Linked DNA regions of Mus musculus: region 2 is linked to region 1. The links are chromatin loops, found by intact Hi-C in ENCODE. Cell type or tissue: gastrocnemius. All regions are shown on one strand. Links, peaks and the distances in the headings refer to the core of each region. The heading gives the core; the rest is flanking DNA.

The links. A loop is a pair of places that touch in the nucleus more often than their neighbours do. Peaks named below come from ENCODE experiments on the same cell type or tissue, not always from the same donor. Only the 100,000 strongest peaks of a DNase experiment are listed, where the experiment ranks them.
Region 2: a loop joins it to region 1, with 2.8 times the contacts of the local background. A loop is called at or near these places in 15 of 42 quality-filtered maps.

What each region holds. Positions count from the first base shown.
Region 1 is chr11:52,211,875-52,226,806 of GRCm38, forward strand. It overlaps Olfr1371 (olfactory receptor 1371), which reads right to left and starts at 2,113. Exons shown (of 1, transcript NM_207253.1): 1 at 1,178-2,113. The coding sequence starts at 2,113. The coding sequence ends at 1,178. In gastrocnemius, for the core only: CTCF peaks have their summits at 8,637 (motif pointing left) and 11,178 (motif pointing right); a DNase peak (open chromatin) is centred at 8,624.
Region 2 is chr11:52,339,603-52,354,534 of GRCm38, forward strand. No RefSeq gene overlaps it. Among named protein-coding and RNA genes, the nearest start is that of Gm51894, 12 kb to the right of the region's middle. In gastrocnemius, for the core only: CTCF peaks have their summits at 3,774 (motif pointing left), 6,861 (motif pointing left), 9,291 (motif pointing right) and 11,527 (motif pointing right); DNase peaks (open chromatin) are centred at 3,755, 6,853 and 7,188; H3K4me3 peaks cover 652 bases; H3K27ac peaks cover 1,396 bases.

The DNA of each region.
Region 1 (14,932 bases), core at 4,526-12,525:
GAGTAATTTGGATTTCTATGGACTTAAATTTTTTGTTATTTCTGTGTTGAGACTCTTCTATTTCATAATTTTGAAATATACAATGGATTTTGAAACGTAGTCTTATTTCTGGGACATAGAAGATGAGAATGTCTTCTCCCATATAAGTGAATTTTGGTACCTATTAGTGAACTAGTTCCTGTCCCATGTCACTCTTATCCCCAGGCCTCCAGTGACCAGTGCCCAATCCACTACTTCTATGACATCAGTGTTGTGTCACTGTATGAATAAGAAGCCCTGTTGTTTGACTTTCTCTGTCTTGCATATTTCACTTACTATAGCATCCAATTCTAACCACATCGCTGACTATAAAAGGACTTCATTCTCTGAAATGTCAGCATTTTATTGCATATAGGAACCACATTTTCTTTGTCTATTCAACCACCAGTGGACATCTGATTGACACTTATCTCTACTGTGAAGAAAAATGATTAAACATGGAGGATTGAGGAGAAAATGCCTTCTGTATCACTATGTAGCCCGACAGCAGTTCATGGTGTAGCTGAAGAGATGCTATTGCCTCTCTCTTTTCATTCTACACCATCCTGATGCTTCTGCCTTTTTTCTAAGTAATTAAAACGATATCCCATCTGAACCTTGACATACTTCATGGAGTACCACTGCTCATGCTTTCCTTAATTGACACATATATTTTAGAGGAATAGCCACCATAAAAGACAGTAGAAACGGGTCATGAGATATGAGTGGATATGGCCAGGGTCATACTTACTTAGAGAGCATATGAGAATACTTATGACAGTCTGGCACATCACCATGTGCATGGCATGACACCCTGAATGACAATTTGTGAAAATGCTGCTATTCTGAATTTGATCTTCTTTCACTATCAGCTGTGCCTAGAATCCATGTGCATTCTCTCTAGAAGGATCACTGTATCTTACTCTCAAACTCCTTCCTTTGCAAAGTTAAGATAGGAATCAACACGCTGCACAATGCCTTTAAACACGATGCTAGGATAATTGTCATGAGTTCATCACTCTCACCTTCCAGTCAAGACAGGAGATGGAACTATAAGGTTTGAGGAAGGGTGATTAAAAAGCCCTTGGTTTTAAAGGACAGTATGTGTTTCAGAATATGAGTGTTATTATGCAACACTTTATTGCTCCCTTTCCCCCTTCTATGCTGAGTCTGTGCTCCTGCCTAGCACCTTCCACAGCGCTCCTTTCACATCCTTGTTCCTCAGCGTATAGATCAGAGGGTTGAGCATGGGGGTGATGATAGTATAAAAAAGGGCAAGAAATTTCCCCTCCTTCTCAGAATACCTGTGGACAGGTTGGAGGTATGTGGAGATACCTGAGCCATAAAACATGGCAACCACAATGAGATGAGATGCACACGTCCCAAAAGCCTTTCTGCGACCAGCCATTGACCTGATGTTCAGCACTGCCCTGGCAATGTGAGCATAGGAGCCTAGAATTAGCAGTAAAGGACACACTAAGATTATGACCCGGGCCACAAACAAATTGACCTCTGTGCCTCCTGTGTCCTCACAGGCCATCTTCAGGAGAACAGGTAGCTCACAGAAGAAGTGATTCAGTTGGTGTCCACACAGAGGCATGGCCATCACAAGGCTTGTCTGGATCAGAGAGTTCACAAGGCCCCCTACCCAGGAGAATACAACCAATGCTCTGCAGAGAACAGGGTGCATAATGGTTGTGTAGTGGAGTGGGCGACACACAGCAGCATAGCGATCTATAGCCATTGCCACCAAAAGCACACACTCAGTTCCTCCCAGTGAGAGCACTATGCAGAGCTGGGCCACACACCTTCCAAAGCTGATGGTCCTGTCAAGTCCAGAGAGGTTGACCAGAAGCTGGGGCACAGTGCTGGCAGTGTAGCAGAGGTCCAGGAAGGAGAGGTGGCAGAGAAAGTAGTACATGGGTGTGTGCAGGCAGAGGTCCAGTTGAGACAGAATGATGATCACGGTGTTGCCAAAGAGAGTCAGAGAGTAGAAAATAGAAATGAAAGCAAAAAGGATGGGTTCTAGGTGAGGCCAGTCTGAGAAGACCACCAAAATGAAGCCCTCTTCTGAACTGGTGTTCAAATTTTCCATAGTCTTCCACCTGTGCAAACAGAAGACAACTCAATGCTATTTATGGAATAAATAGCAGAGGACCCACATAAATAAATTGCAGAGGACCCACATAAAGTTCCCAGCACCCACATGCTGTAATTATTATTCTTAAATGCACCAAAATCTCACATTTTGAGTTGCTACTCTACTCAATCCTGTTGATTCTTCCATTTCCTCTCTGAACCCTCCAGTCCAAAAAAATCTCTTGTTCTCTTTCAAATTAATGACCTTCATTTTTCTTCAGTTGTTTTTATATTTATCTTTCTATCTATCTATCTATCTATCTATCTATCTATCTATCATCTATCTATTTATCTATCATCTATCTATTTATCTATCATCTATCTATCTATCTATCATCTATCTATTTACCTATCATCTATCATCTATCTATCTATCTATCTATCTATCATCTATCTATCTATCTATCTGTCTATCTATCATCCATCTATCTATCATCTATCTATCTCCTATCTACCTATCTACTCTCTATCTACCATCTCTGTCTGTCTATCTATCTATCTATCTATCTATCTATCTATCTATCTACCTATCTAGTCTTCTTTAGCCTGGATGTAACTAAGTTGACAGTGGTGTGACCTCAGATTCAACTAATTCTTGTTGCTTGTTTGTTCTATGACTTTTTCCAGGCTCGGGTCTCTGGTCAGTTCTCTGGATATGATCCTTCATCATCTGAAAGGAGAGGTGATGTACTGTGATCCTTGTGGCATGGACATCAGGATCCAAAAGCAGTAATGTAGAACCTTTATCAATAATCTAGTGTGTGTGTGTGTGTGTGTGTGTGTGTGTGTGTGAGAGAGAGAGAGAGAGAGAGAGGGTTGTAAGTGTTAGAGTTCTGTGTTGTTTTGACTTCCTTTTCTAGTCTCTGAGACAATCTCTTTCAGGACTTTGGATCAAAGAAGTAATCTGTCTGAGTTTGCAGCCTCTGGGTTTTTACTTTCCATCTCTTGATTGATAAATGTGGTAAATAAACCAATTCTTGGAACCTTGACTTGCTTCCATCTGTCCCAAAAAACTAAGTACCATATGAATTTCTTCTGGGAAGAAACATGTATTGTAGTCTCCCCTCCCCCAGCCTGAAACCTGCTTGCTCAGGGGTGGAGCTTCTTGCTCATTCGTTCTGCCACGCCCACTGCTAGAACCTGCGGAGCCACACACGTGCACCTTTCTACTGGACCAGAGATTATTCGGCGGGAGTCGGGTCCCCTCCCCCTTCCTTTATAACTAGTGTCGCAACAATAAAATTTGAGCTTTGATCAGAATGAATTTGTCTTAGCTCCGTTTCTTCTTTCGCCCCGTCTAGATTCCTCTCTTACAGCTCGAGTGGCCTTCTCAGTCGAACCATTCATGTTGCCAGCTGCTGGCGGCCGCAACAATGTATATTCTTTTTGATGAATCTCAATAGTTTGTTGCTCTTGCAGCTAAACATTTTTTCTTTTTATATTTTGTCACAAGAGTGCCTTTGAATTTTTTTTTCCATTTGGGATCCAACCTCCTTGGAAATAGGAAACAGCGTGAGAATGCATACTAATGCCTTCTTTAATGTCACAAGAAGTGATGAACTCATGTCGCTTTTTCATGACACGTGGATCTTAAATGCATTTTCTTGAGTGAGACATTTAATCTTCTATAAACTGTGACAAATACTTTAGCTTTTTTTTAAAAAAAACAATGTATGCATGTGAGTGTTTGCCTATATGTGTGTCCATGGAACATTCCTGGTGCCCACAGAGGCCAGAAGAAGGTGTCAGATCCTCTAGAACTGGAGCTGCTCATGGCTGTGAGCTGCCATGTGGGTGCTGGGACCTTTATGTGGGTCCTTTGCAAGAGCGATGAAAACTGCTGAACCACCTTTCCTACCCAATAATTTATTTTTTAACAAAGAATCCTGAACTACAAGAGCATTTGGATAAGCTAAGGAAATATGGCAAACATTAAAAATTCCTTTTCTTTAGAGATTGTCATGCTAAAAGCTAAACAAATTACAAGATTTTAGGTGTTCAATGTAGGGCTCTTTGATTTCCTTAGTTAAGTTTCTTCTTACGTGTTGTATTTATTTTATTACTATTGTCAGTGGAATCCTTTCCTTTCCTCATGGTTTTCTTTAGGAACATAATTTATTTTTATGTTGTATTTGTACTTAAATTTTAGCTGAATTCCTTTATTTCTGTCAGTTTTAAAATTGCATTGAGCGTCTGGTATGCTCTTTTACCCCGGTGGCTCTCACACTGTGGGTTGTGACCCCTTTGGGGATTACATATCAGAAGCAAAATTGCAGCTATGAAGTAGCAGCAAAATAATTTTATGGTTGGGGGTCACCATAGCACAAGGAACTGTAATAAAGGGTCACAGCACTAGGAAGGTCATGAATTGGGAAGGTTTAGATGGTTGAATTTTCAAACAGTTGATTTTACTCCATCCTGCTTAAATCCGTCACCTTTTATTTACCTGTCTTGGAAAAACTGGATGTACATGTGCAGAAATATCAAAATAGACCATCGCCCACCTCATGTACAAATAGCAACTGAAAGTGGGTTCTATAGTCTTATTTATAACACCCCAAACTGAGTGGCAAAAATGATGGACTTGATTTTTGACAAAGATTTTTTTTTTTTAATACAGGCCATTGTTTTTTTTTCTTTTTTTTTTAGATTTATTTATTTATTATATGTAAGTACACTGTAGCTGTCTTCAGACACTCCAGAAGAGGGCGTCAGATCATGTTACAGATGGTTGTGAGCCACCATGTGGTTGCTGGGATTTGAACTTTGGACCTTTGAAAGAGCAGTTGGGTGCTCTTACCCACTGAGCCATTTCACCAGCCCCCGACAAAGATTTTCTTAAACCTGTGCTTACAAACACATGTGAAACAGACAGTGAAGCCCAGTGTAACCTACAGGCTCTGGGTGGTCTTGTTGTAGAGGCTGTACACACGTTGGTCAGAGACTGTGTAGGAAGCCTCTGTACACTGTTGCTATGAGTTAAACGGCTCCAAATCATTTATTCTATTAAGCTATTCTAAGAACAGTAAGCATTTGGAGAAAAGAAGAAATAAATACTTGCTATTACAGATAAAATTGTAGGTAATTTGTTTCTAGGAAACTTGCCTTGGAAGAAATGGTACAGATGTTCTTTGAAAGGGGTGATGTGATGTGGTGTAAGGGACCACCTTGGAACTAAATAAGGAAGGAAGAGCAGTATAAAAGGAGCAAGCATAGGTAAGTGTGTTCTTTGCTTCAATTGAGCTAACAAAAAAGAGCCATACAAATAATGAATCCTATGCAGCACAACAAGAAAACCTACAGAATCAACTGTCCTGGCCCATAGAGGCCCACAGAGACCAAACGACCAGCCAGGAGCCTGTATGGGACTCCCTATGCCCTCTGCAGACTGTAATGGTTGTGCATCTTGGTCTTGATGTGGGAATCCTAACAGCAGGAGCAGGAGCTGCCTCTGACTCTGTTGCCCTCATCTGGGACCCTTTCTCCCTACTGGGATGCTTCTTCTAGCATCAAGGGAAGTTGCACCTAGTATTACTGCATCTTGATATGCCAAGGACAGTTGGTATCCATGGAGGGGGGCTCTTCTTTTCTGAAGAGAGTGGGAGGAGGAGTGGGTAGGTGGGGTCAGTGAAGTGGAGTAAGGACTGGGAGAGAGAAAAGGGAGGGGAAACTGTGGTTGAGATGTAAAGTAAGTAATTGGCCACAAAACAGGCCTCAACCGATACAAAAATATTGAAATTATCCCATGTATCCTATCAGATCACCACAGACTAAAGCTGATCTTCAATAACACAACATAAATAATAGAAAGCCAACATTCACGTGGAAGCTGAACAACACTCTACTCAATGATAACTTGGTCAAGGAAGAAATAAAAAAAAAAGAGATCTAAGAGTTTTTAGAGTTTAATGCAAATGAAGCCACAACATACCCAGACATATATGGGGCACAATGAAAGCATTCCTAAGAGGAAAACTCATAGCTCTGAATGACGCCATAAAGAAACTAGAGAGGCGTACACTAGCAGCTTGACAGCACACCTAAAAGCTCTAGAACAAAAGGAAGAAAATTCACCCAAGAGAGTAGACAGCAGGAAATAATCAAACTCAGGACTGAAATCAACCAAGTGGAAACAAAAAGAACTATACAAAGAATCAACCAAACCAGGAGCTGGTTCTTTGAGAAAATCAACAAGATAGATAAACTATTAGCCAGACTAACTAGAGGGCACAGGGACAGTACCCTAATTAACAAAATCAGAAATGAAAAAGGAGACATAACAACAGAACCTGAGGAAATCCAAAACATAATCAGATTCTACTACAAAAGCCTATACTCAACATAACTGGAAAACCTGGATGAAATGAAAATGGACAATTTTCTAGACAGATACCAGGTAGCAAAGTTAAATCAGGATCAGATTAATGATCTAAACAGTCCCATTTCCCCTGAAGAAATAGAAGCGGTCATTAATCGTCTCCCAACCAAAAAAAAAAAAAGCTCAGGACCAGATGGATTTAGTGCAGAGTTCTGTCAGACCTTCAAATAAGACCTAATTTCAATTCTCCTCAAACTATTTCACAAAATAGAAACACTAGGTACTCTACCCAGCTCATTCTATGAAGCCACAATTATTCTGATACCTAAACCACACAAAGATCCAACAAAGAAAGAGAATTTCAGACCAATTTCCCTTATGAGATGTAAAGTAAGTAAATAAATAAATAAATACATTAATTAAAATATATTCTATGAGTATTTTGAATGACAATACAAAATGAAAAAGTTGATAGTGCAAGATACTACTAAAATACTTATATTATTTTATTATTTCTTTATGCTTATTTATGTTTGTGTCTGTGTGTCTTTGTGCACATGGATGTCCACAGAGACCAGAAGAGAGTACTGGATCCCACTCTGGAGTTAAAGCTGACTGTGAGCTGAGAACTGAACTCTGGGCCTTTGGAAGAGCAGCAAGCACTCTTTAACCATTGAGCTGTCTCTCTAGTCCCATATTTAAGATACATATATTGTCCTTTTAGAAGAATATAGTAATGTAAAGGTAGAGGACCAATCATAAACACATTTATTTTAAACAGTAAAAAATTTGAAAAACGTATTTACTAAGAAATGAGAGGAAAAACCAAGACCCATAAAGGGATTGTTCATAAAACATGAAAATAGAATAGTGTAAAAAAAAAAATGTTCTCTAAAGGTTGATGTTTTATTTTCCTTTTCCCCTTCCTTTTTTCTTCTTTCTTTCTTTCTTTCTTTCTTTCTTTCTTTCTTTCTTTCTTTCTTTCTTTCTTTCTTTCTTCCTTCCTTCCTTCCTTCCTTCCTTCCTTCCTTTCTTCCTTCCTTCCTTCCTTCCTTCCTTCCTTTCTTCCTTCCTTCCTTCCTTCCTTCCTTCCTTCCTTCCTTCCTTTCTTCCTGCCTGCCTGCCTGCCTGCCTGCCTTCCTTCCTTCCTTCCTTCCTTCCTTCCTTCCTTTCTTCCTTCCTTCCTTCCTTCCTTCCTTCCTTCCTTCCTTCCTTCCTTCCTTTCTTTCTTTCTTTTTTTGACAGAGTTTTCTCTGTGTAGCCCTGGCTGTCGTGGAACTAGCTCTGTAGACCAGGCTGGCCTCCAGCTCACAGAGATCCACCTGCCTCTGCCTCTGGGCTGGGATTAAAAAGTCTGCACCACCATCGCCTGGCTAACAGCCTGTACTCGTAACCTCTGAGCCGGCGTGCTGCTACCACAGACTCTTCTCTGTGAACCTGTGAAGAGATGGCCAGAGAACCCCACCACGTAGCCTCAGACCAACTTCTACTGTGAGCTTCTGAGCTACGTAACCCAACTGCCCACTTGATGTGCCTCCCTTGACCAGCATCTCAAAATGAGTTCCTGGGGCCAATGAGAGGGCTCAGTCGTTAAAGGAGCTTGCTGCCAAGCCAGATGACAATGACGTGAGTTTGGTGCCCTGAATCCATGGCATGGAAAGCAAGAATCGATCCCTACATTTGCCTAACGACTTCTACCACAAGCTGAGCCTCACCCCAGCTCAAAAAGTAAATAATGAATAAAAAGAAAACCAGATCCTTCTCTCATGCTCAAGTTCCTGGGATTGTGTTTGCCTTTCACGCAGCGATGCTTGATGCCCCTCTCTCCGCCTCCACAGAGGTCGGGCAAGGAGACTTCTAAAGCCATCTTCCTCCTTATCACCTAGCTCAAGCCTCCTAAGAAAGCCCTCCAACCCCTGCTGCCCAACCCAATGTGAACTCATTTCACAGAGGAGCACTGGCCCCGTGCTCGCTGGAGGATTGGACCAAGCTGTACTGGTTCGAGGCCTCTGCTGGTCAGACCGGGTCAGAACAGGCTTCTGAACAGGACCCCATTGAATTCTAGATAGGAGAAGCAAAGGAGATGGAAGGTGGGGGTGGGGGAGGAGGGCTTGGTGTGCTCTGTGACAGACAAGTGGCCCTCTGGCACCATCTGCTGGGCAGACTACTGAGTGGTGATGGTTTGGGGGCATTAGCTAGGATAAAGCTGTTCAATTACAATGCCCTGTCTCTGCCTTCTGTGAGCCCTTGGGGGTACCCATCTGTTCCAGTAGGTTCTCCATTCTGGGGTGGAGTAGAGTAAAGTAAAGGGCATTCTCTTCTGATGAGCTTTGGCTTCCTGTGGTGAGATAGCCATAGCCAGGTTCAAAGTCTGTCTCCTCACTTTTCTGATGTGTAATCTGGCACAGTTAATGTGGCCAGCTACAGCTTTGCCATCTTGCCCAGTGTTACAGAATTGAGCTCCTGCCTGGCACACTAGTTTACACAATACCATTTATCAGCTCCTAACTTGTAGGGAGGCCCACAACCTGGGCCTCTGGTGGTATGGCTATAGATGTGTGTCCACCAACTTTCTCCTCTGTCACTTAGATGTGGACACCACTCTTGCCTTGAGCTTCTGATGAAGCATCCTGAGGTGAGGAATGTCACCCATCAGAAGGCTCTACAGAAGATGGCCCAAGTAGAGGCAAGGATGGACCTTTCTGGAGCTTTGTCCAAGGTCAAGGGCCAAGGCTAGACTCTGGGCACTAAGCCCTCCTTCCAGAAACTTCCCTCTCTATGCTCCTCCAGCTTTGGCACAGGGTGACTGGGCAGCCACAGAAGCTCCAAGGTGACAGACACTATTCAGAGCACTTCTGGAGGATCTGGGTTCTGCTTCCAGCACCTATATCAGGAGTTCACAACCATGGCCACAAACACCCATAGCTCTGGTTCCAGGGGACCCAGCACCCCTTCTGGCCTCGGAGAGCATTTGCATGAATATGGTGCACATGCATACATTTAGGTACATACACATAGATATAAAACAAATCATATATTAACATTTTTAACATTTATTTTTTAAAAATTTTCTCTCTCTGCCGGGCAGTGGTGGTACACACCTCTAATCCCAGCACTTTCCAGGCAGAGACAGCTGGATCTTTGTGAGTTGAGGCCAGTCTGGTCTACAGAGTGAGTTCCAGAACAGCTAGAGCTACAGAGAGAAACTTTTTTTTTTAAGATTTATGTATTACATGTAAGTACACGGTAGACACTCCAGAAGACACTCCAGAAGAGGGCATCAGATCTTGTTATGGATGGTTGTAAGCCATTATGTGGTTGCTGAGATTTGAACTTAGGACCTTTGGTGCTCTTAACCACTGAGCCACCATATGGTTGCTGGGATTTGAACTCAGGACCTTTGGTGCTCTTAACCACTGAGTCATCTCTCCAGTCCCAAGAAACTTTGTCTTAAAAAAAAAAATTTCTCCCTCTCCCTCTCCCTCTCCCTTCCCCTCCCCCTTCCCCCTCCCCCCTCCCTGCAGACCTGTTGCCAAGGCAACAACCACCATATTCCTAGAATCCACTTGGCTCATCTCCCACCTTTTTTTTTTCTCCCCAGACAGGGTTTCTCTGTGTAGCCCTGGCTGTCCTGGAACTCACTCTATAGACCAGGCTGGCCTCGAACTCAGAAATTCGCCTGCCTCTGCCTCCCAAATGCTGGGATTAAAAGGCATGCGCCACCACGCCTGGCTCTCACCTCCCATCTTTCCCTGTGATTACATCATCATCCATATATAAAGAAAGGGCCCCCTGCCGGGTGTGTGGAAAATGCCTTTAATTCCAGCACCCGGGAGGCAGAGGCAGGGGGATTTCTGAGTTAGAGACCAGCCTGGTCTACAGAGTGAGTTCCAGGACAGCCAGGGCTATACAGAGAAACCCTGTCTCAAAAAAACAAAACAAAACAACAACAACAACAACAACAAAAAAAAAAAAACAAAAAGAAAAAAAAAGAAAGAAAGGCCCCCCTGATTTCTCTCTCTCCTCTCTCTCTCTCTCCTCTCTCTCTCTCTCTCTCTCTCTCTCTCTCTCTCTCTCTCTCTCTCTCTCCTCTCTCTCTCTCTCTCTCTCTCTCTCTCTCTCTCTCTCCCCCTTCTCTTTCTGCCGCCCCTCTCTCTCCCAATATACCTCCCATGGAACTGTTTGGCCTGCCGTGGTCCTTCTGAAGCAGCACAGCGTTCAAGATCAAACCAGCACCTGGATAGATAGAAAGATTCTGATGCCCCAGAGACCTCCCTCAACACCCATCAGCTGCTCAGCAGCTGATTGGCTTCCTTTGGCTTCCTTTGTGGTGTTTGTTGAAATGGATTCACAGAGTAAGTCATTTTACACCTAGTGGCTTTCATTCAACATTGAGGTTCATCTATGTTCTGTTGGTTTTCTCTTTCAGTTTGAAAGTCTATGGTGTGAATATTCTGCAGGTTATTTGTACAGCAGATGGTGGTGTTATTTCTAAGAGACAGGGTTTCTCTATATAGTTCTGGCTGTCCTGGAACTCACTTCTGTAGACCAGGCTGGTCTTGAACTCAGAAATCTGCCTGCCTCTGCCTCCCAAGTGCTGGGATTAAAGATGTGCGCCACCACCGTCCGGCTCTAACTTTTTAATAATACCTATCTATCTATTTATTTATTATGTATGCGGTGTTCTGCCTGCATATATGCCTGCACTACAGAAGAGGGCGCCAGATCCCATTACAGACTGTTGTGAGCTACCATGTGGTTGCTTGAGAAATTGAACTCAGGACCTCTGGAAGAATAGTCAGTACTCTCAACCTCTGAGTCATCTCTCCCACCCTGCCCTATTTCTAACATTTGATTGGCAAATAAAGCTGCTGTCATGGCTTAGCCGGGGGTCTGAGCATAACCACCAAGGATTCCCATCCTAGAAGTTTGGTCTCAAATGGTGATGAGGAGGCAGAACCGTTAGGTGATTTCTATCTCTTTAAGTACCTACTTGGAGGTTAACACTGTTCTTGTGGAATAAATTAGTTCTTGAGAGAAATTGTTGTCCAAAAGTGTCCTCATCCTATGTACTTGGCCCCTAATACAGCTGTTATGAATATTGAAACATAACCTGTGGAACACATAAGCACTTATTTGGTTTCTTTTCTTTCTTTTTTTTTTTTTTTTTTTTCATTTTGGTTTTTCGAGACAGGGTTTTTCTGTGTACCCCTGGCTGTCCTGGAACTCACTCTGTAGACCAGGATGGCCTCGAACTCAGAAATTCGCCTGCCTCTGCCTCCCAAGTGCTAGGATTAAAGGCATGTGCTACCATTGCCCGTTAAGCACTTATTTCAGTTGGACATAAATTCAGTACTGGAGTTGCTGAGCCACTGGGTTCATGGAGGTTTTTATCTTTTGTAGATATTTCCAATTAGCGGGGTTCACCAACGTGTACTTCCACCAACAGTGTTGTGGAAGAGAGTGTCAGTTGGTCCACGTCCTTGTCAACACTTGATACTGTCACTGTTTTAAGTTTAGCCATTCCAGTGACAGAAATAATTTTGCCAAAAACAGATGACATCTCTCATAACTGTTATCAGGGTCTGCCTTGTAGATGGGGAGAGTGACAGCACCTTTCCCATCTTACATGAGACATTTAAAGCAGGTGAGTGGCGGCAGGTTTGCAAGATTTCTGTGCATCTGTGTAAGGCAAGTGGGCCAGACAGGCATAAAGACTGCTAAGGTTGAGTGAGCTCAGACCCCAGGAATCAGAAATCTGAGAGCTGTCGCTATACTTCCTGCCTGTCTCTGTACCTGCTCTGGAACACGTAACCACAACACCCCGCTGAGAGGATCCTGCGCTATCAGTCACGGGATGTAGCACCTGGAGTTCTTCCCCATGCAAATATAGAGCATCAGCAACATCTCAAACTCAACCAATAGGAAACACCTACCCCCTAAATCCCACCCCACTGCTTAAAGTTCATACAGTCCCTGTCTACATTGGAATAACGCTCACAACTTATCTCCCCAAGGATCGAGGGTCATCTGAGAGTGGCTAGTGTTCTCTCTTCCGAAGCATTTCATTGTTGGACCTTGGACCTGCCTGGCTGGGCAGGCTCTTGCCGCTGCCACGCCTACTGCGGTTGGTGTCGCTGCCGAGGTAGTTAAAGAGAGACCTGGGACCTTGGCTACCTGCCCAAACCTGTTTGCTTCTCTTCTAAGAACTGTAACACTTCCGCATTCTCGACCGTACTGGAATCCCATTGAAAGTCCTGACTCCCCCCTCCCCCTCCGCATAGTCAGCACACCTGTAACTATATGAACTTGAAACTCCTCGGACTTGTATAGATCAAAATGGAAGCGCTGCTCTCTTATTTTACTACTGCTCCGGCAACAGTTGAAACCAGAGTGTGATGGGTAACGTCGACTTGACAAGATCTAGAGTCACCTAGGAGGCAAACCTCTAGACCAGTGAGTGGTTCTTAACCTGTGGGTCTCGACCTCTTGAGGGTCTGGAACGACCCTTTCACAGGGGTCACCTAAGACCATGGGGAAACAGATATGTACATTATGATTCATAACAGTAGCAAAATTACAGTTACGAAGCAGCAACGAAAATAATTTTATGGCTGGGGATCAACCCAATGTGAGGGAACTGTATTAAAGGGTCACAGCTTTAGGAAGGTGGAGAAGTCCTGCTCTAGACACCTGCTAGGGATTATTCAGATTGGGTTAATGGAGATGAGAAGACCACTCTAATGGAAGGCTACACCATTTATTCTGGCCTTAAGACTTAGACTATTAAAGAGAAGAAGGCTGGGGATGGAGAGATGGCTCAGTGGTTAAGGGTGCTTACTGCTCTTGCAGATGACTTGAATTTGGGTCGAAGCACCTACATCTGGTAGCTTACAACTGCCTATAACTCCAGTTTGAAGGAATCTGACACCTCTCTGGCTCTCCTCTCTCTCTCTCTCTCTCTCTCTCTCTCTCTCTCTCTCTCTCTCTCAAATAAATGTTTGTTTTTTTCTAGGTTCTCTGTGTATCACTGGCTAACCTGGACTGTCTTGGAACTCATTCTGTAGACCAGATTGGCCTCAAACTCTTAAAGATCCACCTGTCTCTACTTCCTGAGTGCTGGTATTAAAGGTGTGCACTATCATGGCATGGCTTATAAATTTTTAAAAAAAAGAAAACTGAGCCGGGCGTGGGAGCGCACGCCTTTAATCCCAGCATGCAGGAGGCAGAGGCAGGTGGATTTCTGAGTTCGAGGCCTGGTCTACAAAAAAAAGTGAGTTCCAGGACAGCCAGAGCTACACAGAGAAACCCTGTCTCGAAAAACAAAAAAAAAAAAAAAAAAAAAACCAAAAAAGAAAGAAAACTGTAGAATGCTAACTGAATATAAGTGTGCATTGTTCTTCTTCACCTCATAACTGTGGATGCACTGTGGATTGGACCTACTGTGAGTCAATATGGCCAGCTGCCTCTCTCTTCTATCACTGGACCTACTGTGAGCCAAGATAAATCTTTTCTCCTTTAAGTTGTTTTTTACAGAGTGTTGGGCTCTGAAAGTTGCTCCACACTTATATGAACATCAATCTAGTCAGACAGGGATGGGTTATTGAACACACCCTAATACTGATCAGATCAGGGATGGAGCTCAGAATTATTTGAGCTTATGACAGCAAACATCTCTCAGACAGGCTTATAAATGAAAAAACAAACAAACAAACAAACAAACAAAAAATAACTGGGCTGAAAGAGATGGATCAGAGGTTGAGAACACTGACTGCTCGTCCAGAGGTCCTGAGTTCAATTCTCAGCAGCCACAAGGTGGCTCACAACCATCTGTAATGGGGTCCCATGTCCTCTTCTATAGGGCGGGCATATATGCAGGCTGTGCCTGAATGTTGTATACATAGTAAATAAATACATCTTTTAGAAAAGAAAAGAAGGGGTTGGGGATTTAGCTCAGTGGTAGAGTGCTTGCTTAGCAGGCACAAGGCCCAGGGTTTGGTCCTCAGCTCCGGGGATGGGGGAGGGGGGAGAGAGAGAGAAAAAAAAAAAAACCAATGAGCTCATATAGAGGTTCAGAAGTGTTGCCCCCAGTGGTCAGCTCTGACACAAGATATTTTAGACATTCATATTAGTCCTTTATTTAGAGGTAATAGATATTTAAAAGTTTATATTGACCTTTAACTTGATGGGTCCTATGTATAAACCTTTGTGGAATCTCTTAAAATTAACAAATCTCACACAGAGCATACAAAACATAACAGGGATATGGTCAGCATGGCCCTGCTCTGACTCAAGTGATTTTTCTATGTCAATGACTGGCAGGTGTCTTACAGCAACAAAATGAAATAGCTGGCAGGCATGGAACAAAATGGCTACAGCTGTGTTGGCGGGGTGGGAAGGGGGAGAGCAGGCCTCAACACAGGGTATTTTAGCATAGCAACAGGAGAGGTAACTAAT
Region 2 (14,932 bases), core at 3,610-11,609, 130 kb after region 1:
CACCCCGGGGGCTTTCCTGTGGGCCCAGCAGCTGGGGACGCAGGCAAGAAATATGGCTCAGGTCTTTCACTGGTGGGGAGCAGACACCCGGATGTTGGCTGCCGTTGGTGGGGGCCGTTGGCGCACACCTGTGCCATGTAAGCTGAGCAAGGGTGGGAAGGAACAGAGTTCCCGTGCAGATGTCCCGCCAGCAAGAGGGGGTGACCTTGAAGCTTAGGTTCCAAAGTGCAACTCAAGTTGATCCTAGAGCAGACCCCCAGGAGGGAAGGGGAGACTGGGTGGGATCCAGAAGAGCGCCTGCCGTGCAGTGCTTTAGAAAGGCACCGTCTGCTCAGCTTTTTCTTTCTTATTTTATCTTACACGTTATTATTGTGTTAGGAAGCACGCCTACTATGGGGACATGTGCGGAGGTCAGAGGACAGCTCTGTGGAGTTGGTTCTCTCCTTCCACTTTTTATGATCTCGGGGACCAAACTTCAGTCACCAGACCTGGGCAGCAATCGCCTTTAGCCGCTGAGCCATCTTGCAGACCCCTGCTTCAGCATTATCATCTCTGAAATGGGCTAATGAAGATACCTCCCTCTGGGGATGCAGGGAGGATTGGATGAGATTGGGAGCCACTGCTTTGCTCAGTTCCTAAGGACTAAAAAATGGTGGCCTTTAACAAAAGCCTACCCATCCCCATCATGAGTGCGCCATCAGAATGAGAATGAGGAGCTGTTGGCAGCGAAAGTCCTCATTCTATAGTCACCTCCCACCAGGCAATTGAATCCTGCTCTGAGTGAGTTAGTTCCTGGCCCTGGTGTGGTCCAAAGCTGAGCTGCTCCTAGTCTGGCTTGTTGTGTGTCCTTGAGTAGTTGCTCTGCCTTTCTGAACCCCGGCGGCCTCATCCACTCTAGCATAACTGCCTGTGAAGAACAAATAAGATGGTGCATCTAAAACTATCAGGCGAGACCAGGAATCAGCCGGGAGCTACAATGGTTCAGGCTTTGGAATATCACTCTATAGGCTGTCTGCCGGCCACCACCCTTCAGACTGCCACTCACAGGTGCCCGTGAAGGCTGCCGAGAGGCAGTCCCCATCAGCCTGTCTCCTACACCCACACACTCTGTGTGGAGACCACAGGCGCCCAAAGGGTATGCTAGTCTCTGCTCTACCGCGTACCCTCTCCTGAAGGCAGGCATTTCAGAGATTCCAGTTTCACCAGGAAGCTCAGATCCAACAGGTCAGTTGGACAGGACCTGACTGCACACCCTGGAGACAGCCCGTGCTAGATGGGCCAAGCCTGTCCCTTGGGGCAGGACATCTAGCCTGGGCCTGTGAACTAAGGGATGGAGATAAATTTGCACTAGGGGCTTGCATCAACTTAATCCATTCCCACCCATGTAAGGAATTCTGGAGCCACTGAATGAGAAGCCTGGCCCTACCTGGGCCTAGTTATCCTCAAAGAAACGCTACCCAGCGTGAGTGGCGGTGGCCATGGCTCCGGCCCCTCAAAGCGGTGAGCAGACAGCCTTGCTGCTGAGTGTCCCCCTCCCCCGCCCTGCCCTGACTCATCCAGAAAGCACGTGGCCACAAGAGACTCTGTCCTTTGCCTTGGGTTTCTGCTCCCCACTCAAACAACCTTGTTTTCAAGTGAAAACCCACAGAGCGCTCTCCCCGGCTCTGATCCTCCAAACAAACAAAGGATGTTGGTCTGTGTTTTGGTTTGTTTTGAAGCTGCAGAAGAGAGAGGGAAATGGGTCACCTCAGGAACTCCAAGGGTGGTGGCTGAGGGGTGTGTGGTGGCCTTGGGGGGGGGGGTGGTGCCTAGCTCCAGAGCACTGTTTGGCAAGGTCACCCTGGGTGGGCCCTAATCCTCAGGGAATGACCCCCCCAGGATGCTCTGACCTGGGTGGGGGTCCTTATGGGGCTCCAGGATAGGACCACATGGGGAAGGCAGCCGGCTGGGGTCCTAGGCAAGACTCAGAGATCCTTTGCCAGGTGATCAAGCAAAGCTTGTCTTTCTCTGAAATTCAGTTTCCAGGCTACCAGGCTCAGCCCTGACCCCAGCTGCGGGAACCTGGGGCCACTGGGGACACACTGTCAGGCCTGAGGCCGGCTTCCTGCTTCTTTCCGATACTCTGCAGAGGCCCCCACAGTACCTAGGACCCAGGTTTTATGGCTGTGCCCTTTTGGGGTCTGTGGCTGTTCCTCCAAAGTGCTTTAACCTCTTCCCTTCTTGCCCATGTGGCAATCCGGATGGCAGCCAGCCCCTGAGGGATTTGTTTTTTGAGGCGAGGTCTCAAGGAACCAGGATTAGCCTGAATCTCACTGTGTAGCCAAAGATGAACTATACAGTCTGATCGTTCCGTTCCCACCTCCCAAGTGCTGGCAACACTGGCGTGGACCACCACACCCTGGTAAACAGCACTGGGGTTTGAACCCAGAGCTTTGTGCGTGTTAGGCAAACACTCTACCAACAGCTGCATCTCCAGCCATTTGTTAGTTTTACCATAGGTCTTACACGTAGCCCAGGGTGGCCTTGAACTCATGGGGATCCTCCTGCCTCAGCCTCCCCAGTATTAGTGTTAGGCATAAGTCTGCCCAATGGTTCATGCTCAGCTCAAGTCAGTGTTTTGGCGTGTGTGTGTGTGTGTGTGTGTGTGTGTGTGTGTGTGTGTGTGTCCTTAATTCTTATTGTGAAAGAGACATAGCTCGTTTGGGCAAGATACACAGCCTTGTTTTGCACATTATATAGAGAGGCTCCCAGGCCTCCCTGCTGAGTCCTTGGCCAGTTAAAGTAAAGCAGGCAGAAGCCTCCTGAGGACCCATTTCTCACTTTGGAGATGTCATAGTGAACTCTGGGTGCTGCCGTCAGAGAAGACATCTCATTGATGAGCAAAAGATAATATGGAGAGCCCAACCTGGGCCTTTTTGGGGGTTCCCCTGGCACTGGAAGGGCTGTGATGACACCATTTGCTTTCCCCCTGGCTGTCGTAGGTGTGTGGGCAGGTGCTTTGGGAGGAGGGGGCTCTGCAGCACATCCGCCCACCCCACTGATTCCACAGGAGCAGAATTGAAAACACCCCTGAGTGGACATCTTGGTAAAGCCACGAGTGAACAGCGAGTGGGGGCGTACACCTGTAATCCCAACACTTGGGAGGTAGAGGCAGAGGCAGGTGCTTCTCTGTGAGTTGGAGGCCAGCCTGGTCTACAGAGTGAGTCCCAGGACAGCTAGGACTACCCAGAGAAACACTGTTTCAAAAAACAAAAACAAAAACAAAAACAAAAGCAAAAAGTCACAAGTGGAGCCAACCAGGTGTCTATGGTGCACAGCTGTAATCCCAAAACTTGGGAGATAGAGGCAGTCGGATCAGGAATTCAAAATCAGGAGGTCAGCGTGCAATACACGAGACACTAACTCATAAAAAGCCAAATAGGATGACGGGATGTCAGCAAGAAAAGGGGCTTGTCCCACAAGCCTGGTGACCCGTGTTCCATCCCCCCAAACCATGCAAAGGTGGGAGGGGAAAATTGACTTTAGAAATTCCTCCGTCTTCCGCAGGAGTTCTCCATGCCCCCTCCTCCTCCCCTCCCTCTCCCTCTCCTCCCCTCCCCCCCCCATAGTAGTTATAAAATTCTTAAAAAGCTAAACAAACAAACAACCCACCTCAGTGGCCAGAGGCTAGTGAGGACTCCCAGGTTCACCCTCTCTCTTACCGTTTGGGCACCAGGAAGAAGAAATCCCTTCTCTTTGGTCATCTTCTAGCGCCACCTGGTGGCCAACTTTTCAAATAGCAACGGCGCTTTCAATAGACTTGGTCAGAGGGAGCTTCAACAAATGCAGTCAAGGCAAAAATGGTCTTTGGGGCAAGGGCCAGCTATGGTAGCGCTTCCCCCAGATGATTTCAACATGAGCCAGGGTGGAGAGTCGCTATGATACCATAGGTAGGTTTTTTGTTTCTCTAAACACCAGCAAGGAAGGGTGAGTGCGATGGATGGGAGACACCCCAGGCGCCTTCCACAGAGCTTTACTTCGCTGGTGTGGAATCTCCCTTCATTGCTAAGGGCTCAGAGGCCTTCAAACCAGTGGACAGTGACCACCGGAATGGAGCACCGCGCAGATCACCCACGGAGCCCATGATAGACCCTCACATCATTGTCTGTGCTGTTTCACTAATTCCCAGTTTTCATTCAGAGCCTTTATTAATTTATTTTATGTCTTTATTTTTGGGCTAATATCTTGTCCTGTTATTTAACGTGGTGTGTGTGTGTGTGTGTGTGTGTGTGTGTGTGTTAGTCACACGTGAGCATGAGCACATTTGCCCTGGCATAGATGTGAAGGGTCAGGAATCAGCCCTGTCCTACAGTGTGTTCTGGGGATTGACCTCAGGCCCTCAGGCTTCTGTGGCAAGCACTTTACCCACTGGGCCGTCCTGTCAGCCTTACTTTGAGCCAGGGTCTCTACTGAATCTGGAGCTTATCGGTTCAAGACCAGCATATCTTTCAGAGAATACAATTTAATTTACTATGTATAACATAGTTAAGTTGCTGGCCCCAAATATCCTTCTGAAAAACAAATGTCCTAGTATCTGGTACTTTTTATCTTTATTTTTCTTTTCTTTTTTTCTTTCTCTTTTTTTTTGTTTATTTTTGTTTATTTTTTGTGGATTTTGTTGTCATTTTGTTTTGGAGAAAGAGTTTCTCTGTAACAGCCCTTGCTGTCCTGGAACTCTATGGACTAGGCTGGCCTTGAACTCACAGAGCTGCCCCCTCACCCCATGGCGTTCTGATATAAAACAAATGTGCCACCATGCCCGGCCCTTGTGGGTTTTTTTTGTTTTGTTTTTGTTTTTGTTTTTGAGGCAGTGGTCTCACCACGTATCTCTGGCTGTCCTGGAATTCACTCTGTAGATCAAGCTTGCCTCACTCACAGAGATCTGCCTTCCTCTGCCTCTGCCTCCCCAGAGCTGGAATTAAAGGTGTACACCACTAGCAGTGGCTAGCTAGAATATTGTTATTTTTATGTTTTAGTTATTTGTTTGTCTGCTTATATATTTGGTGGTGGTGGGAGGGTTTGGGTCTACATGAATATGAAAATCAGAGGACATTTGGGACCCACCCTTTGGATTCCAAGGAGTAAGCTGATCCCAGCTGTCAAGCTTGACAGGAAGCATCCCTACCCACTAAGCCACCCCACCACCCCTACATTTGTTTCTTTATGCTGCTCTGAATTAGCACACATTTGGTGGTCCAAAGAAACACCATTTTGAGTCAGGAGTGTTGGTACACACCTAGAATCCCAACCCTTTCGAGACAGGAGCAAGAGGATGACCAAGGCCGCTCCGGGCCACATTAAGTATGAGGCCATCCACGCCTATAGCCTGAGACCCTGTCTCAACAAGACCAAACAATATTTACAGTGCTGGCAGCCAGAAACCTAAAATGGCTTCCCTGGGTAGGCACAAAAGTGTCGTCAGGCAGGCTTCCTCCCTGGCTCTCAGGGATATCCTTATGTTTGTCTTCTTCAGCCTGAGGAGTTATGGTTCCTGCCATGTAGCCTCTTCCTCCAACTTCAAAGCCAGCAGGTGACGTCTTCTCTTGTCACTGGAGCTTCTTCAGAGCAGGCGCTCCTGTCTCCCTGTGTGAGGACACAGATGAGTAGACACGGGGGCGGTCCCATGAGATAAGGAATTCCTATTGCCTCTGGGTGAGGGGGTAGCACACACTTTTAATCCCAGCACTGGAGAGGCAGAAGCAGGTGGATCTCTGGAGGCTCCTGGTCTACAGAGCGAGTTCCAGGACAGTCAGAGCTACATAGAGAAGCCCTGTCCCAAGGAATCCAAAGAAGAATTCCCATTGCCTCCATGTGGTCTATCACATGCAACACATCGATCCCCTATCCATAGTGATGTAGTGCAGGCACACCCACTGAACTGCTAGTAACGGAAAAATAGAACGCACGGGGTGCTGGAGAGATAGCTCAGTGGTTAGGAGTGCTTGCTGCACGTGCAGAGAGCAGAGCTTGGCTTCCAGAACCCATATCTCTGGCCCCACACTCCATCATGGCTGTTAAAGTCGATCTCTGTCTGTGCCATTCTATCTTAGTCTCTCAGTTGTCCCCAAGACCATACTTCTCACTTCACAGAGACATCATCTCTCTCTGAAGCCTGATCTCCTGGAAGGAAGGCAAGGACTTTGGCATGCCTGGTCCCTCCAAGGTCCGGCACAGAGGCCTGCCCATGCCCCCCCCCCCCAGCATTATCCCTTGATTGGCTTCAGGAAGGTAAGGTTTATTCTGGTTTGAGGGTACTCCGTTGTGGTGGGGAAGGCTTGGGGGCAGGAGTGTGTGGATTCTAGTCACACTGCATCTGCGGGTAGGAGATGGGAAGGGGTGCCAGTGGTCGGTTTGCTCTTTCCTTTCCTCCTGTTTGATTCAGTCTTGCCCTCCCCCCCCCCCCCCGCGTCCCTGCCCCCAGTCATGGGATGGTACCGCCTACATCCAGGGTCTTCCCTCCTCTGTGCAACCGCCACACACGGGTGTGTTTCCTAGGTGATTCCAAACCCAGGCAGGTTGACAATGAAGATTAATTATGACAGCCTCCTACACCCAACCTGTGAAGATCAAAAATACCTCAAGAGGTTGCTAAAATGCTCCCCAGAAGCAAGGACTGAATCTCCTTTGGGATCGGGTCAGAGAGCCATCAGAACACGCTATTGGGGATGAAAGGCAACCCTAATCGTTTTCTTACTGGCCCCACTTTCCTCATCAGGAAAAAAGTGCACTGATGCCTGCAGGAAAATGAATTTTCTTCAAGAGATCACACAGGCTTCCAAGCAAGCAACCTGGGGTGGTGCTGCCACCTCTTGGTGAGTGGGTGGAAGTACATCCGTGGGCGTGGTTGGCAAGCTATTGCTACCTAGTAAGAGCCTCTCTATCTCTGCCAGGGAGCCCAAGTAAAGGCCAGGCAGAGTGGACAGAAATAGAGGAGTCAGCAAACACAGGGAATTTTATATCAATCAGTGGTGTTGAGAAGAAACCTGGTCTAGGTTCAATTCGCCCCTTTTCCTGTATCATTATGTATCTCCGACAAGAAAAGGACACCAAGAGCGATTTGCCCCACAATAGCTGCCCTTGACTAGATTGGTGGGCGTCCCAGAGGCTGTCCCCTCCCCCAAGATTGGCCTCTGTGGAAATCAGGAGGGTGGCGCAGCCAATGGTCGCACCTAGATCCGCCATCTTCCCCAGAGGCCACGCCTCCTCCGCCCTTTCCCCAGTTACAGCTAGAAACTCAGCTTCAGTCCGTGAAGTCTACGATTTCCACTTCATCTAATTCATTTGACCCACTGCCACCTTCATCTTAAGCCCGGCTTCCCTGGGACTGTACTTTAGTCTTCCATGACTCTGGCTGCAGTGTTCATGGGGCTGTATTCAGCTGTGTTTGGCTACGCCTAGAATCTTCTATGAGACTGCTACAGATTACATTCCTGTAGCATTCCTCTTTGGAGGAAAATGGGGTGAAGACGCTGCTAGGGGCCTTTCTCAGCTTCTTTTTAATTTTGATTTTCTTCTTCCTCTTCCTCTTCCTCTTCCTCCTCCTCCTCCTCCTCCTCCTCTTCTTCTTCTTCTTCTTCTTCTTCTTCTTCTTCTTCTTCTTCTTCTTCATGTATTTATTTATTATATGCAAGTACACTGTAGCTGTCTTCAGACATACCAGAAGAGGGCATCAGATCTCATTACAGATGGTTGTGAGCCACCATGTGGTTGCTAGGATTTGAACTCAGGATCTTCAGATGAGCAGTTGGTGCTCTTAACCTTAACCTCTGAGCCATCTCTCCAGCCCTTTTTTCTTCTTCTTAAACATAGTCTCATTGCATAACACTGACTGGGCTAGAACTTGCCATGTAGACCAGGCTAGCCTCAAACTCAGAGATCCAACTGCCTCTGTCTCCTGAGTGCTGGGTTTAAATGTGGGTCCAGTCAGTCTTCATTTTTGTTTTGTTTCGCTTTGCTTTTATGAGAAAATATCTCACGTGGTCCAGACTTCAACCTTTCTCTGACCTTGAACTCCTGATCATCCTTCCTGTACTCCAGAGTGCCTGGGTCACAGGCATGTGACACTGTGGCCAGTCTTTACATGCTATTTCTACGGCATTTTGAGCAAAGTCTATCTAATCCTTTGATTATTAGTTTTGCAAGGGCAGCGGCGGCACCCGATTCTCCCATATCCTGTTCTGGCTCAGTTCTTAGTGCTGGGGAGCAAGACTTTCAGTGGAAGCTGAGTGAGCGAGGGACATCTGAGGGAGAGGGACAGGACAGAAGCTGAGAGATGTCCGGGCATAGGTGTGCTTCCTCCTACCATGCAGGTCCCAGACCCTGAAGAAGGTACAGGGCTGTGGTGGTTTAAATGGGAATGGCTGCCAACAAGGGTGAGCACACACACACACACACACACACACACACACACACCTGCACATATGCCCCTGCACACACACTAAATTGTTGAGGTTTGGTTTTGGTATGTATTGTAATACTAAATACTGGTTCCCAGGGACAAGAGAATCTGCACACACATAAGAGATACCATGTAATCTTGCTCCCCAAGTTATCCCTGATTGGTGAATAAAGATGCCTACAGCCTATAACTGGACAGAAGAAAGATAGGTGGGGTTTGGGTTCCCGGGCTTGGAGTCTGAGGAGAGACCACAAGGAGGGAGTCTTAGATGGAGAGAGGGAAGATACTATGGGATAAATGAGTCATGAAAATATGGCCTTGAGGGCTGGCCAACTGGAGTTAAGAGCAGCCCAGATGGAACATGACAAGTTATAACTCGGGGTTATTGACAGGGAAGTAGATATAAAAGCTTAAAGGGTAGATATTTGCCCAGCTGTAGTGCATTAAGGGCTTATTATAAATATAAAGGTTGTGTGTCGGGGGCTGGAGAGATGGCTCAGCGGTTAAGAGCACTGACTGCTCTTCCAGAGGTCCTGAGTTCTATTCCCAGTAACCACATGGTGGCTCACAACCATCTGTAATGGGATCCAATGTCCTCTTCTGCTGTGTCTGACAGCTACAGTGTACTCATATAAATAAAATAAATACATCTTAAAAAAAAAAAAAAAGGTTGTGTGTCTTTTATCTGGGAACTGAATGATCACAGGCAGGGTAGGAACCCCCAGTTGAGATTGAATACTTACTACAACACTAAATATTTAGAAATACTAATTTATTTTTATCTTATATGCCTGAACATCTTGCCTGCATGTACATAAATGCCCCATGTGTGCACCTAGTCCCTGAAGAGGCCAGAAGAGGGCGCCAGATCTCCTGGAACTGGGGTGTAGATGGTTGTGAGTCACCATGTGGATGCTAGGAACAAAATCTGGGTCCTCTGCGAGAGCAACAAGCGTTTTTAACTGCTGAGCCATTTCTCTAACCCCATAAAAGAATGTGGCTTGTTGTTGTTGTTGTTGTTGGGTTGTTTGGGACAACCTCTCTACTATGCAGACCAAGCTGGCTTTGCTCAAACTCAGAGATCCATCTGCCTCTGCCTCCCAAGTGATGGGATTAAATACATGTATCTTCACACCCAGCCTAATTTTTTTTTTTAATATCCTGAAGCTCTCAGAATGGTGGGGCATGCACTTAGGATGCTGAGGCAGGGCAAGGTCTAGTTCAAAGCCACCCTGGATACAGAGGGATCCTTATTCCCAAGATAGGAAAGGAGAAAGGGTTCTGAAATGTCTTTTCACACAGGCCGAGTGTGGCGATGCACGCTTGTAGTCCCGACACTCCATAGGCAGAAGTATTGCCACAAATTAGAGGCCAACTGAGCCACGCAACTCGGGCCTCAAAAGGCTAAACCACTAGAGGACACCGCAGAATGTAGAGCTGAAAGCAGCCACACTCTGACTTTCTTTCCTTTTCTCTTGCTAAGGGCGCACTCTCCTCTGGGCCGGCTGTTCTCAGGGACCTTGAGGGGCTTTGGGTGTGTGTGTGGAGGGGGGGTTTGTGAGTAACGGCAACACTCATGGTAGAAGTGGAGACCCTCAAACAGGGCCACGGTCCACCTGCAGCTACCCAGCCCTCCTCCCAGGCCTCCCAGGTATGAATCCTTTGAGAATCTACTTCTCTTCACTTCTCTTGGCCAAGTTGGCCACAGTGGCAATCTCCTTCAACCCCAGCATCCCAGAGGCAGAGGCAGATAGATCTCTGTGAGTTCAAAGCCATTCTGGGAGTTCTAAACTAGCCAGGGCTATGTACTGAGGTCCTATCTCAAAAATAAAATAAAATTAAATAATAATTAAAAAAAAACAAGAGCAAAACAACAACAAAAAAACCATTAACAACAAAACACAAAATTGGGACTGTTTTGTGAGACAGGGTGCTCAGGCTAGCCTGGGACTCACCTTGAGCTCCTGATTCTCCAGTTTGTACCTCCCAAGTGCTGAGATTATAGGAATGTGCTAGGTTTGTTTGTTTGTTTTTATGACCGCATCTCATTCTGTTGCCCAAGTTAGCCTGGACCTCCTTATGTCACCCAGGCTGATTTAAATTTCTTTGTAATCTTGCCTCAGTCCTCAGAGCTGGGATTACAGGCATGAGTCACCATACCTGGCTTCAAATTGGGATTTCTTCAACTGACTTTTCCTCTAGGATACTGCCTTAGTTATTTTCCTATTGCTGTGAAGAGACACTGGGACAAAGACAACTCTTATACAAGAAAACATTTGATTTGTGGATTGCTTACAGTTTTAGATGGTTAGTTCATGATCATGGTAGAAAGCAGACAAGCGTGGTGCTGGAGCAGTAACTGAGAGCTTTATATCCTGATGCTTAGGGCAGCTGGCAGGGAGGGAGGGAGGGAGGGAGGGAGAAGGGGGCGGGGAAGAGAGAGAGAATTTCCTGGTTCATCTGTGTCCATAGCTGATTGGTTAGTACCTATTGTCATTTAGAGACTGGGCCAGGCCTGAGTTTTTGAAACCTTAAACCCAGTGGCACAATTCCTCTAATCCTTCCCAAACAAGTTCACTAACTGGGGACCAAGCATTCAAACACTGGGGCCTATGGGGGCCTTTCTCATTCAAACCACCATGGGGACATTGTGTCTCTTAGGGGCTTTGTGGGTTTATTTTCACAGAAGGCTTTGAAAACAAGCAACCGTCTACGTTTCCTTCTGCAGGCTGGGTAGGGGTCCAGTCTCCTCCTGGGCAGGATCATTTGCCCTGGGATTCTCTTGCTCTGTCTCTGTCTGTCTGTCTGTCTATCTGTCTGTCTGTCTGTCTGTCATCTGTCTGTCCACATGTCTGTCCGATAGACTGACAGATAGAAGTATAAAGTTTGTGTTTGGGGCTCTGTGTATGGGGGAAAAGGGAGGTACCCTTGACAGATGCAGCTTCGGCATAGTGACAAGAAACCTACAGGGAGGAGCTGGGGGGCGGGGCGGGGCGGGGCGGAGCCGGGCGGGGTGGGGAGGACTGAGGGAGGAGCTGCTTATGTAAGAGTCGCCGACAGAACTTGTTTGGTGACCCCTAGGTGGCAGAGCTGCTAAGTTTAGACTTGAACCTGAAACTTTTGATCCTGGAAAGGCATCAGAGGCTGGTGTCTTTGGTAAGAAGGGCTGTGTACCCTGAACCTGGGATATGGAGGGGTCTGATGGGTTTGGGGGAAGAAGCTGAAGAAGTTATGGCATGTCAGAGCAAGCCCTTAAGGTCAGTTTCCTGCCTCCCTCCTCCAGGGTACTCAGAATCCAACCAGCTTGTTGATTTATTATCTTTCTAACTGTCACTGTCAAGAAAGTCCTCTCCCCGAGAGGGACAAAGGGCATTGTAGGAAGGGCAAAAAGGATCCCATAGTTGGAGATGCCTGAGCGGATCCAGACTTTGCAGGTAACATTGTGTGTATGTGTGTGTGTGTGTGTGTGTAATTTCCACGGAGGTGTAGCAGTAGCAAGCCGTATCAGAGGCAGTACAGACACTACTGTCAAGATAGGCAACAGGTCACATCCATACCCTCTCTCCTGACACCAATTACAAACCTAGGGATCCCTGAGGCCACCCTCACATTTAAGAACTCACTGGGATCTCTGTCACTCCCAGTCACAGGTAAAAGCAACTCAGGAAAGGGTCAAGTGGGCAAGACCAGGAGGCGTCCCAGGGAACTGTCTGCCGTCTCCTGCAGATGGAGTCCCAGCTGGTGCTCACTGCTCTCCAAATGTGCCAACTCACACGGAGCACCATCCGCTGCCTCAGGTGCTACCTAAAGCGCATATTGGGGTTCCATACTTGCTGCCTGTGAGGTCAACACCAGTCCTTCAGATAGTCTAAGGCCCAGCTTCGTAAGCTTGGCTCAAAGCTGGTAACCATGGCAATCTCGTTGATTTACACTGTAAGGCCAACTCTCTAAATGAAGATCCGCTCCTAGAACAGCACTTTGTGGAAGCTAAGGGCAAAGGCCAGACCTCCTTGTAGACAAGGTTAAGAACTTTACTTGAATGTAGATAAATTCAACTTCTGGCCTGCATTAGGCTGCAGAGGCCATTCTTCAGGACTGAAACCCCCCAGGACATGGTCCTCAGCTGCACAGACTGTAGAAGGAAGCCCAGGGGACTGGCTGCCTGCTTGCATGCTGTAGTCACCTGTCATACCCTGATGGCATGTTGAACACCAGCTGGGGGACAGCGTCCTGGAAAGGGACAGGGTGGACAAGCCAAGGCCAGGCCTGACCCCAGGGCAGCATTGATTCCAGAAAGGAAGTTAGCAAAGTTGCCATTAGGTATTGAGCTCTATGATGGAAGCAAAAAGCCAAGTTCAAAACAATGTGGAAGGAAGAACCTACCTTTGAATAGGAGTAGAGGAAGTGACCACCTGGTGGAGGATGTGGTTCCGTTGGCAGAGTGCTTAGTGTCTAGCATGCAGGAAGCCCACAGCCCTGGGAGATAGAGGTAGGAAGATCAGAAGTTCAAACTCATCCTTGGCTACCTAATAGTGAGTTTGAGGGAAGCCCGGGCTACGTGAGATGCAGAGATGCAGTGTCAAAACAAAAAACAAAACAAAACAAAACAACAACAACAACAACAACAACAAAAACCCAAAAACAACCTTTAGTCCTAGCACCCAGGAAGCAGATATAGATGGGTCTCTTTGAGTTCAAGGCCAGCCTGGTCTACACTGTGAATTCTATAACAGCTAGGGCTACATAGTGAGACTATGTCTAAAAACAACAAAATTCCCCCAAAAAACAAGAATCAAGTAATGCTTGTTCAAGTCTTCTTTGTTTTTGTTTGTTTGCTTGTTTGTTTTTTGTTTTGTTTTGTTTTTGTTTTTCAAGACAGGGTTTCTCTGTGTAGCCCTGGCTGTCCTGGAACTCACTTTGTAGACCAGGCTGGCCTCGAACTCAGAAATCTGCCTGCCTCTGCCTCCCAAGTGTTGGGAGTGCACCACCATGCCCAGCACTTGTTCAAGTCTTAAGGAGTTGGGTTGTTAAGTCAAAGGACAGAGGCAGGTACAGCTTTGCCCCTAGGGCAAACCCCATGCATCTGTTCACTTGTGTAGCCTGAGGAGACAATGCTATCTCTTGCAGTAGTATGGTATCTTAGCCAATGATCGATTGATCGATCTCTCTCTCTCTCAAATACACACACACACACACACACACACACACACACACACACACACACACACATATGCGTGCTGAGCAGAGAAACTCTGGCTTCTTTCCCACTTAAGGTCTCCGGTAGGAAGGCAGCCTCTGACAATTTCACTTTCCACACTCCAGCCCAAATTGGAGAGCCTCACAGCTGCCAGGGCAGGCAGATAAGTTTGCCACCCAATAGCAGAAACGACCGCACTTACTCCAAACCCTAATCATTCCAGTGCAGCAAATGGAGAAAGAGCCTCTGTCTTTATTAAGATTTTTTTAAACTTATTTTTATTTTTTGAATGTAGCCCTGGCTGTCCTGGAACTCACTATGTAGTCCAGGCTGGCCTCAAACTCACAGAGATCCTCCTGCCTCTGCCTCCCGAGTGCTGGGAATATAGGCGTGCACCACCACGCCCAGCTAAGAAGAGATTCTAAAATACAAGTGTGTGTCTGTGTGTCTATGCCCATGAGTGTAGTGCCTGCTGAATCTGAAGACTGAAGCTCGAGATACAGGGACATGGGTCACGGGTGGTGGGATGCTGACGAGGGTCTTCTAGAAGAGCAGAAAAGGTACTTAACTGGTACCTTCAGCCTCCTGTCCCGGATTTGAGACAGGGTCTCACTCTGTAGCACAGGCTGGCCCACATCCATAGAGGCAGGGAGAGCAATGGGGTTCCAGGGGCAGAGGAAAAGGCACAGGGAGGCATCTGATGATACAAAGTTTCAGCTACACATGTTACATAATTTCCAGAGCTGTACCTGCTGAAGCGTCCATGGCTAACAGTCCCGGGACAGGGATGGCTGCTGTCCTGTCTATTTGATGGAGTTTACAATTTGTAAACCTGGGCATGCCGGTGAGGGAGTTTCTAGAGTGGGTTGATTAAGGAGGGAAGCCCCGTCCTAATGCTGGGTGGCATCTGCTCAGGGGCTTAGCCTACATAAAAAGGAGAAAGTGGGCTGAGCCACCAACATTCATCTCTCCCTTCTTGCTGACTGCGAATGCCCTGTGACCCACTGCATCATGTGGCTCTTGTCATGTCTTTCCTGTTATGATGGCCTGCCTTCTCAACTCCCAAGCCAAAATAACCCTGTCCTTCCTTGAGTTGCTTTCGTCAGACACTGTGTTTCAGTAAGAACAGTCACTCATACAATGGTGGATTGTAAGTTTAAGTTAGATGTGAAGACAGATTTTTTTTTCCCTTTGGTTTTGTTTTGTTTTGTTGGTTTTGAAAGACAAAGTTTCTGTGTGTAGCCCTGGAACTTACTCTGTAGACCCGGCTGGCCTGGAACTCAGAGTTCTGCCTGCTT